Linked DNA regions of Homo sapiens: region 2 is linked to region 1. A link is a contact called in ENCODE Hi-C or POLR2A ChIA-PET data. All regions are on one chromosome and are shown on one strand. The core of a region is the stretch at or near the end of the contact, and the rest is flanking DNA. Distances in the headings are between cores, read along the strand shown.

Region 1 (4,502 bases), core at 1,064-3,563:
CACTCACTATCATGAGAACAGCACTGAGGGGACAGTGCTAACCCATTCATGAGAAACTATCTCCATCATCTAATCACCTCCCACCTGCCTGGATGGAGATCTGAGGCCCCATCTCCGACACTGGGAATTATGATTCAATTTGAGATTTGATGGGGACACATTCAAACCATATCACCAGTCATGGGTGCCCCGTCTGGCTTCTGTGCTTGCAGTAATGGAAGTGGGGAAAGGAGACCTTGGGGAGTGGGAGCCACATGTGGACTGAGGTGGTCCCCAAGGACTCCTGCCTTTTTGAAATGTGTTTCTCTCTCTTCTTTCTCTAGAGTGTATCCAGAAGCTACTGTCAGGAGGACACTGTAAGAGAACCTTGGCACCTCTGGGCCCAAAGGGAAAGACACCAGTGGAAAGAGGTATGATGTGGCAACATGGCAGGGTGGCATCTTCACTTACTCGAACAAGAGGGTCTACTCTTCTCTCTTCTTCTCTTCCTGCCCTCCAAACCACCACTTCCATGTGAGAGGGCTCTCAGCTCTTGCCCAAGGGGTGCAGGGCAGGAGAAGGGTGGCTTCACTCTTGTCCTCACCCCTAGACATTTACTCATGGGTGAGGGCAACGGGGCCACCTTGGTGCAGGAAGTGAGTGTTGATGGATGGCAGGGAGTGAGCCCTTCAAGGAAGAGTAGAGCTCCTGGGGGCTCCAGGCAGGGTCATGAGGGCTCATGGAATCTGTATCAAGGACCCCTCCCTGACCTCAGCCTCCCCCATACCCACCACAGTCTTGGGACCGTGATAAGGAGATCGCTTCCTAGGGTGATTACCTTCCCTCTGCCCTCGATAATCTTTTGGACAAAGTCTAAATCCACAAGTACTAGGATCAATCACCACATTCCATGGTGAAACTGAGAACAGAAAAGCCTTGGTCTGTTTCGGAGGCTCTGGGAAGTCCTTCTTGAGCTGACCATGATTCTGGGACTGGTGGTGGGCTGGGTGGCCTCATGGAAGCTTTCTGGATGAAAAGCCAGGATGTCTGTCCTCTGAGCAGCCTCAGCCACCAATGTGACTTATAAGTCATTTCCCTCATTGGTCCTCATTTTCTCATTGTAAAATGAGGCAGCTGCAACTTGAATCTCTGTTCCAGCACTCACGCCCTCCATTTCTGGGATTCCAAGACCAGGGCTGAAATAGAAGAAGTGACAGGTCAGGGGTTGGGAGGTTGTGGAAGGCCATGGAGAGGAGAGGGGATCTGAAAACTCCGAGGAGATCTGATTGCCTGTCTTGGGCAAAGGACGATGGCTCCGACCCTTGGTGGTAAATCACAGGGTCCGAGGTGCAGAGGAACCTTGGTTTGAGTCCCTGCCTATCAGAAGAGAAACCAGCAATATGATGGAGGGCTTCATGCGCCAGGCACAGTGTGACGCTCACTCACTGCACCATCCCATTCTGTCCTCTCATCTGTCATGTCATCTTGCCACTATGATCACCTCCACATTACAGAAGAGAAAACCAGGCCTCAGAGAAGTTAAGTGACTTGTCTAAGGTCACATAGCACTGAGTAATGTCATCGAGATTTGAAGCCACTGCCTGAACTGCCATACAATTCTTGTGTCTTTTGCTTACTTCAGTCTGTGACTTGAAGCTTAAGATTAAAAATAATTAGCCAAATCATCTCTCTGAAGTTCCATGTCCTGTAAAAACATAAAAATGGTTTGTTTCCTTGTCCTATACTTTGTTTTGTTTTGTTTTTAAATTTTGGGCATCTCATGAAATCCCTGCAGGCCTTGATTTTCTGATCTCTAAAATGGGACAGTGACACCTACTCACAGGTTGCTTTGGGGAAGACGAGGAAGACTTAGGAAGCTCCCCGCACTGTTTCTTGTACATGTGCCCTCAACACCCGCTCCACCTGCTTCCCTGCCTGGGTTGCTGGTAGGTGGTTGGGGTGTGCAGATTGTAAAGTGCTGCACCACTGCCTAATGGCATTTTCTATTTTGGCTGCCTCTGTGCCCATAGTCAGAAAGCACTTGGCCACTTTCTTAGTCACCAATCTGATAGTTCACTCACCCTTCTGGAGTGTGCCACTGGCTGCCCTAGATTATTTTAAGCTGGAATCCAAGACAGGGTGGCCGGCTCCCAGGGGCAGATAAAAACAGGGCCAGGCTGAGGCCTTAGTGGACAGTGTGGGAGGAGAAGTGAGGCCTGGGGCCTACTCAGGCTGTCCCTCACTGACAGCGTCTGTGTCCCACGGCTCACCCTGCCAGCTGCCAGGACCATAATCTTAATTGTAAACCTCCTGGCAGCAGCTGCCCTGATCCCCACAGGAAGCGGTTGCCTTATCACAGAGCCTGGATCCTGCCCAGTATTCTTAATCTGGAGAAGGCGCTGAAGTGAGTCAGAAAAACCTTCCCATCCCCAGGACCTTTCTTCTCAGGGACGTTTCTCCATCAGGGGAAGTCGTGGGCCTCAAGCCTCGGTGTATAAGAGTAAAAAATCTCTTTAAGTGCAGAGCAAAGCAGCAGGGGTGCTGTTGTTCTTGGTTTACTTTCAGGAGGACAGCCCAGGGAGCAGAGCTATTTAGCCTTGCCCCTCTTGTTAGCCAGGAAACAGATAAACATTATAGCATCACAGGGAAAATATAAAGATGACCACAAAGCAACAGGCAGAGAGGCATGTGCTGTCATGGAAAAGCTTTGCTGGGGTTTTGGAGCCAGAAGATTGGGGGCTGAGTCCCAGCTCTGCCCTTCAGTAGCTGTTTGGCTTGGGGGTGAGTGACTTGATCCCCCATAGCCTCAGTTTTCTCATCTGTAAGATGGGCAAAGAGCATGCACCCCACAGGGTGGTTGTAAGGTCAAGGTGACTACCATGGGAAGCCCCTGTTTGCTTTGAACAATGGCAGCCCCCTTGGAATAGTGTAGCCTCCCAAGGTGACCTCTTTGAAGAGTGCCAGGCTCTTGGGATGTAAGAGCTGGGTGTTTGTAACCAAACAGTGGGGTTACCCTGGAGACACATAACTCCTTCTGTGTGAGGTCTAAAAAAGGGCTGTGAGAGGGACCTGGGTTGTGTCAGCTCCCTGTCCTGATGTGCTATCACTTGGAGCTACCTCAAGTATGAGCAGTTCATCCCAAGCCTCTAGCTGATGGCTGACACTTCACTCACAGCCATCTTTACTGGAGTCTTTCTGTAGATGATTGTTAATCCTACCCACACCCCAGAAGGCGAGCATTAATAAGCTATTTAAATGACTCCAGGCTTCATGTCTAAAAAGCAGCAAGGTTAAGGACCCAAACACAGGGTTCCTAGCCCAAGGACAGTGTTTGTGGGAGCTCCTCATGGCATTCTCTGCATCTAGAGGTGCCCTCTGTGCCCATGGTGGCACTCTTCTCCAATTCACCACCCAGTCTTGCACTGAGTGTGGAGCTCAGGCAGAAATGAAAGTCTCCTGATGTTTTTATCTCCCCTGCCCATAGGGCCTGAGGCAGGCTGAGTGAGAGAAGGCAATTTCTATGGATTCCCCAGGCTTCAGTTTATCTATTTTTTTGTTATTGTTGCTCAAGCTTTTGGTATTCTAAGAATCCATTGCCAAATTCGAGATCATGGAGATTTACTCCTGTGCTTTATTCTAAGAGTTTTATTTAGCTCCTATATTTAGGTCATAGATTCTTTTTGAGTTAATTTTCATATATAGTGTGAGGTAGGGATTCAGTGTCATTCTAGTGTATGGGGACATCCACTTGTCCTTGGCACTATTTGTTGAAGAGACTGTCTATTCTCCAGTGTATTGCCATTGCTCCTTTGTCATATATCAGTTGACATATATATGCGGCTCTATTTCTGGGCTTTCAATTCTGTGCCAATAATCTATTTGTCTGTACTTTCACAAATACCACACCATTTTATTACTGTATCTTTATAGTAACTCTTAAAGTTGGGTAGTGTCAGGTTTTCCAACATTGTTCTTCTCTTTCAATTTTTGATTGGCTATTCTGGGTGTTTTGCTTCTCCAAATAAACCTTAGAATCAGTTTGTTGATATCCATAAAACAACTTGCAGGATTTTGATTGGGGTCGTCTTGAATCTGTATATCAAGTTGGGAAGAACTGACATCTTGACATTATTGAGTCTTCCTATTTTTGAACACTGATCAGTGTTTTCATTTATTTACTTCTTTGATTTCTTCAATATAGTTTTGTAGTTTTCCTCATACAGATCTTACACATATTTTATTAGATTTATTCTCAAGTATTTTATTTCTTTAGGTGTTAATAGAAATGGTTTTATGTTTTTAAATTTCAAATTCCACTTGCTCCTTGCTGGTAGATAGGAAAGCAATGACTTTTCTATATTAACTTCCTATCCTACAACCTTAGTATAATTGCTTATTTGTTCCAGGATTTTTTTTTTGTAATTTCTTTCAGGTTTTCTACATAAATGATCATATCTTCTGCAAAAAAAGACAGTTTTACTTCTTCCTTCTCAATCTGTATGCCTTTTCTTTTCTTGTCTTAT
Region 2 (4,440 bases), core at 1,587-4,086, 570 kb after region 1:
GGGACTGTTCACCATTGCTACCCTGAGCTAGCCCTGAGCCTGGCTGAGGTAGCTCAGGGAGGTGTGGTCATTCATCCAAGATCATGCAGCCTGCCAACATGAGGCCAGGGACTCAAGCCTGGGTTTTCTAATGCCAAAGCCTGTGTTTTCCCTCTGCTGAACAAATGCTGACCTCTGTTATCTCCAGACTATATGAGCAAATGGGTGGAGGGCAGAGAGACACTGTGAGGCCTGGAGAGAATGTTGGTGGCAGCTTTGAGACTGGGGTTGGGGGTGGTATGCCTTGATGACTAGAAGGGTTTGGACAGGTGAAGGAAACAGGACAGAAGAGATAAACTGACACCCAGCATGGGGATGCCAGGGTCTAGAGGCAGGAGGGAGGCTGGGAACCAAGGCTAAGGAAGGAAACCCAGATTTACTCTTCATCCTCCCTCTTCCTGAAGCTCTCCATGTACCCCAAAGCCCAGCCCCCAGTGATAACACTACAGGCCTGTGCCCTAATGGCAGGCCATGCATCAAAAGTCAGAAGATAGTGGGGCAGCCATGCTACTGCACACAACTTGATACATTTCCCAGGAGCCCTGGAATGTCGGCTCAGCTTCGGGAGTCACATCTGACTTCTCTAAGCTTCAAGGCAGTGTTCAGAAGTGAGAGGTGTCCTTCCTCTCCTTCTCATGAGTCTGTGTGGATGGTCAGAGAGCCGTATGTTCTCGTACACACCGTTTTCGAAAGGAGACAGTCCTTGACTTGAGTTTTAGGAATTCTCTTCCCAGTCTTTAGTCATTGATTTCTAGAAAAAAACCTTTTCCTCTTTATTATTTAACTTCTGCCTTCATCCCTGCCACCCAGGCTGAAGAACTGACAGTGAAGTATGCTTTCCTCAAAGGCAAGAGAAGGACAGGGTTATGGAGAGAGTCCTGGCCACGAGACGGGATCTCAGGGGTTTAGTATTAGCTCTGCCTTTAATTGGAATAGTGAGGATGAGTTTGGGTGCTGGAGTCAGACAGGTGCAGGTTCAAGTCCCAGCTAGACCACTTTCAGGCTGCATGGCCTTGGCCAAGTGGCTCAACCCCTCTGAGGCTATAAAATGGGAGTAATTGTGTTTGCAAAGCAGAGATTTGTGGGGAGGATGCATGAGCAAATGCACCGGCTCCGTAGAGCTCGGTACATAGTGAAGCTTCAGTGCTAATGATTATCATGACATTAGGTCTCTTACACCCCCTTCCTTCCCTGACTCAACTAAGTCATGCTGCTGGTCCTTGTCTGCCAGGCTCTAGCACAAGCCAAGAAGTCTCCCTCTTGTGGTTCCTTATTCCTGGAATTCTTGGCCCCCAGCTCCTTGAAAGCCTGGCTGCTCTTCATCTTCAGGCTCGGGGGAAATGCCACCTCCACACAGATCTTGTTCCTGTCCCTCCATCTCTTAACCCCCTCCCCACAATTGCTGATAATTGTGTTGATCTGATCACTTCTCATTGCCCCTGTGCTCCACTCGCCTGCAGCCTTGGTGTGGGAAGGGGCCACGTCTCTCCTGCCACTCTTGTGTCTCCATCACCCATGAGTGTTTGTGCAGTGACATGGATTGACTCAATGAACATTCAATTAACATTTGTTGATTTAATGAGTCACGATGTCTGACCCTGGGTAAACAACACGACACTTGTGGGATTCCGTTTTTCTCATCAGAAAAATGAGGAGGTTGGAATAAAAGGCTGAAACATATTATTTCCCCTAAGTTTCCCATGAACCTGTGAATGAATTCAACGGAACCAGGGAGTTAAGGTGCAGAATTGTTACAGAAACATGGCCTCTTTCTGCCCTCTAGTGGACGAGATGGTGAATGGCACTTCATCATCCCCACCGCCGCCCCCACTCTCCCGCCACTGTTTCTAATATATTAGCCCTGCCAAGAACCACTTCAGAAAGGAAAATATTCAGTGGCCAGAGAAAAGGGGCCATGTCTTCTTCATTAGGGTACACCCAGAGTCGAGCAGTGAAGCGTGGGAGACAGCTAGATTCAGCAGGAAGGGCACTGGTGGGACTGGGACCACCACCTACTCCCTGGGTGAAGTTGGGCGTGGTTCTGTCCTCTCGGAGCCTCTATTTCCCCATCTGTGCAGTGGGCATAATAACATCTACCTCACAACTGTTGTAGGATTAAGTAATGTAAAGTGTCTGGAATGTGGTAGGTCCTTAATCAAGGTTGGTAGCCTCTTGGCTCTTTATACACTTTGTATGAATGAAACGCAGTCACAGACACAAAGGAAAATGTTACAGCCTAGAAGAAAAAGCAAGAAATGTGTGTAAATGAGTAGGAAACGGGTTTATGTACCGGGGAAACATCCTCGACTTGATGTTAGGAGCTTTGAGATTTAGATTTATGAGCTCTGACACTAACAAGCTCTGGGACCCTGGGAACGTTCTGTCTGTCGCCTCTCTGGACCTCAGCGTTGTCATCTGGGAAACAGAAGGTTAAATGACAGCATCATCCAGAAGGCACTCAGCTTCAGGAAACAGAAAACACAACTGACGGTGAGTAGATCCAGGGTCGGCAAACGACAACCCACTTGCCAAATCTGTTTTTGTGCCGCCTGTGGGCTAAGAATGATTTCTACAATTTAAATTGTTGAAAAAAATCAAAAGAATAAATAATATTTTGTGACACATGAACATTATATGAAATTCAAATTTCAGTTTCTATAAATAAAGTTCTGTTGGAACCCAGCCACACTCATTTGTTTATGTACTTATCTAGGGCTCTTTTCCCGTGACAATGTCAGAGTTGAGTGGTTGCGGCTTGGAAAGCTGAAAATATTTACTATGTGTCCATTTGAAAGAACAAGTTTGCTGACCTCCGACTTCACTAATAAAGATATTTAGCTGTCTCACATAACCATAACATTCCCGCTGTTCTCTTGGTCTTCTCTCCTGATCACAAGATGGCAGCCTCGATTCCATGAGTCACATCTACACACAGCCTACATTTAAGACAGGAAGTAAGGAGCAGGGGGAGAGAAAAGACTTTCTTCTGCCGTGATTCCTGTGCCCAGAAAGAAAATATTTCCCGGAAGCCCTGCAGGAGGCTTCTCCTATCTCATTGGCCGGAATGAGGTCACATGGTGGACCCTGGACCAATGCCTGCAAAGGACCTACCCTTCCTGAGATGAAGGGATCTGGCCTTCTAACAGAGACAAAAACCAGGGCTCTGTTAGCATGAAAGAAAGGGGGCAGGGGGCACGTGCCGACCAAAATCATTAAGACCCCTTGCCTAATAGCATCTCCAGGTTCCAGTTGCATGAGCCTTTTCAGAACTTAAATTTGAAAGCTTTTCGTTGACATATTTTCTCCACTTCAATCCTCTCTCTGGAACTCAGGATGTATTTCTGAGCGATTTTCTTCATTTATAATTTTTTTTATTTGGGCTTCCTTATTTATATTTATTTATTTGTTCATTTTTTTGAGATGGAATCTTGCTCTTTTGCCCAGGCTGGAGTGCAGTGGTGCGATCTCGGCTCACGGCAATCACCACCCCCGGGTTCAAGCAATTCTCCTGCCTCAGCCTCCCGAGTAGCTGGGATTACAGGCACCCACCACCATGCCCAGCTAATTTTTGTATTTTTAGTAGAGACGGGGTTTCACCATGTTGGCCAGTCTGGTTCTTGAACTCCTGACCTCAGGTGATCCACCCACCTCGGCCTCCCAAAGTGCTAGAATTACAGGCATGAACCACCGCGCCCGGCCCCTTCCTTAAGTTGCTTGATTTGAGATGTTGCTGTTCATGATGTTTCTCCATACCAGTCCTTAATTTTGACCTCACCTCTGCCTCCATGTGTGAGAAGGTTGAGTAGGAGGCGGGAGGTGGTAGAACGTTCCAGGGCTTCAGCACAGCCGGGCCTGCTCCTGGCAGGGCAAAATAGATGAGGCGTTCACCAGGACGGTTAGACTGAAATCCTGTTTGGCCACTGAAAGCTGAAGAGGCAACCTCGTGGACTGTTTTTCAGTTATGTACCAGTCTGAAAGGCATTGGAGGAAATGTGGAAATGCATCCAGCAATGCAGCTACTGTTCACTTGAGTTAATAGAAGAGGGAGCAGAGCTTCAAGTGCCAAATGGAAATAATTTTGTAGATGACTTGAAAAGAAATTTAGTAAGGACTTAAATCCGAAATCATAGCCTCCTTGTTGTTAGAAAGTGAGGGAGTTGCAGTTACAGACACAAAGGAAAACAGCACAAAAATGGAAGGAAAGCCAAAAGGGCCCACGCAGAAAATTTAACACAGGATCAGAGGCCCCAAGAGAGAAGCAAAATCCTAATACACATCCTCTATCCGAGAAGCAGATGGCAGCTTAGAAGGAAAATGCGGTAAGAGATGGCAGGCCACAGTGTTTCTGGAAAGGAGGACCGTCCTTGAATTATGACCTCTTCTTAATTTTGGGGTGGATTT

What was found. Hi-C counts contacts between places; a loop is a spot of excess contacts on that map. ChIA-PET counts read pairs that join two places held with the same protein, here RNA polymerase II (POLR2A).
Region 2: a loop to region 1 is called in a map of ascending aorta, with 2.3 times the contacts of the local background. The contact joins two enhancer-like sites. A Hi-C loop is called at or near these places in 1 of 168 maps with a recorded cell type or tissue (ascending aorta). POLR2A ChIA-PET finds 5 or more read pairs at or near these places in 1 of 52 experiments (OCI-LY7).

Annotation. Positions count from the first base shown.
Region 1 is chr11:44,764,103-44,768,604 of GRCh38, forward strand. TSPAN18 (tetraspanin 18) reads left to right here. Exons shown (of 10, transcript NM_130783.5): 2 at 324-410. Among named protein-coding and RNA genes, the nearest start is that of TSPAN18-AS1, 30 kb to the left of the region's middle. RefSeq lists an enhancer at 2,159-2,659. Within about 2 kb of position 2,314, at least 17 of the 41 ENCODE cell types and tissues checked have a DNase peak (open chromatin) inside an H3K27ac peak, as active enhancers do; they include ascending aorta, where a contact is called at or near this core.
Region 2 is chr11:45,330,769-45,335,208 of GRCh38, forward strand. No RefSeq gene overlaps it. Among named protein-coding and RNA genes, the nearest start is that of LINC02696, 22 kb to the right of the region's middle. Within about 2 kb of position 2,837, at least 10 of the 41 ENCODE cell types and tissues checked have a DNase peak (open chromatin) inside an H3K27ac peak, as active enhancers do; they include ascending aorta, where a contact is called at or near this core.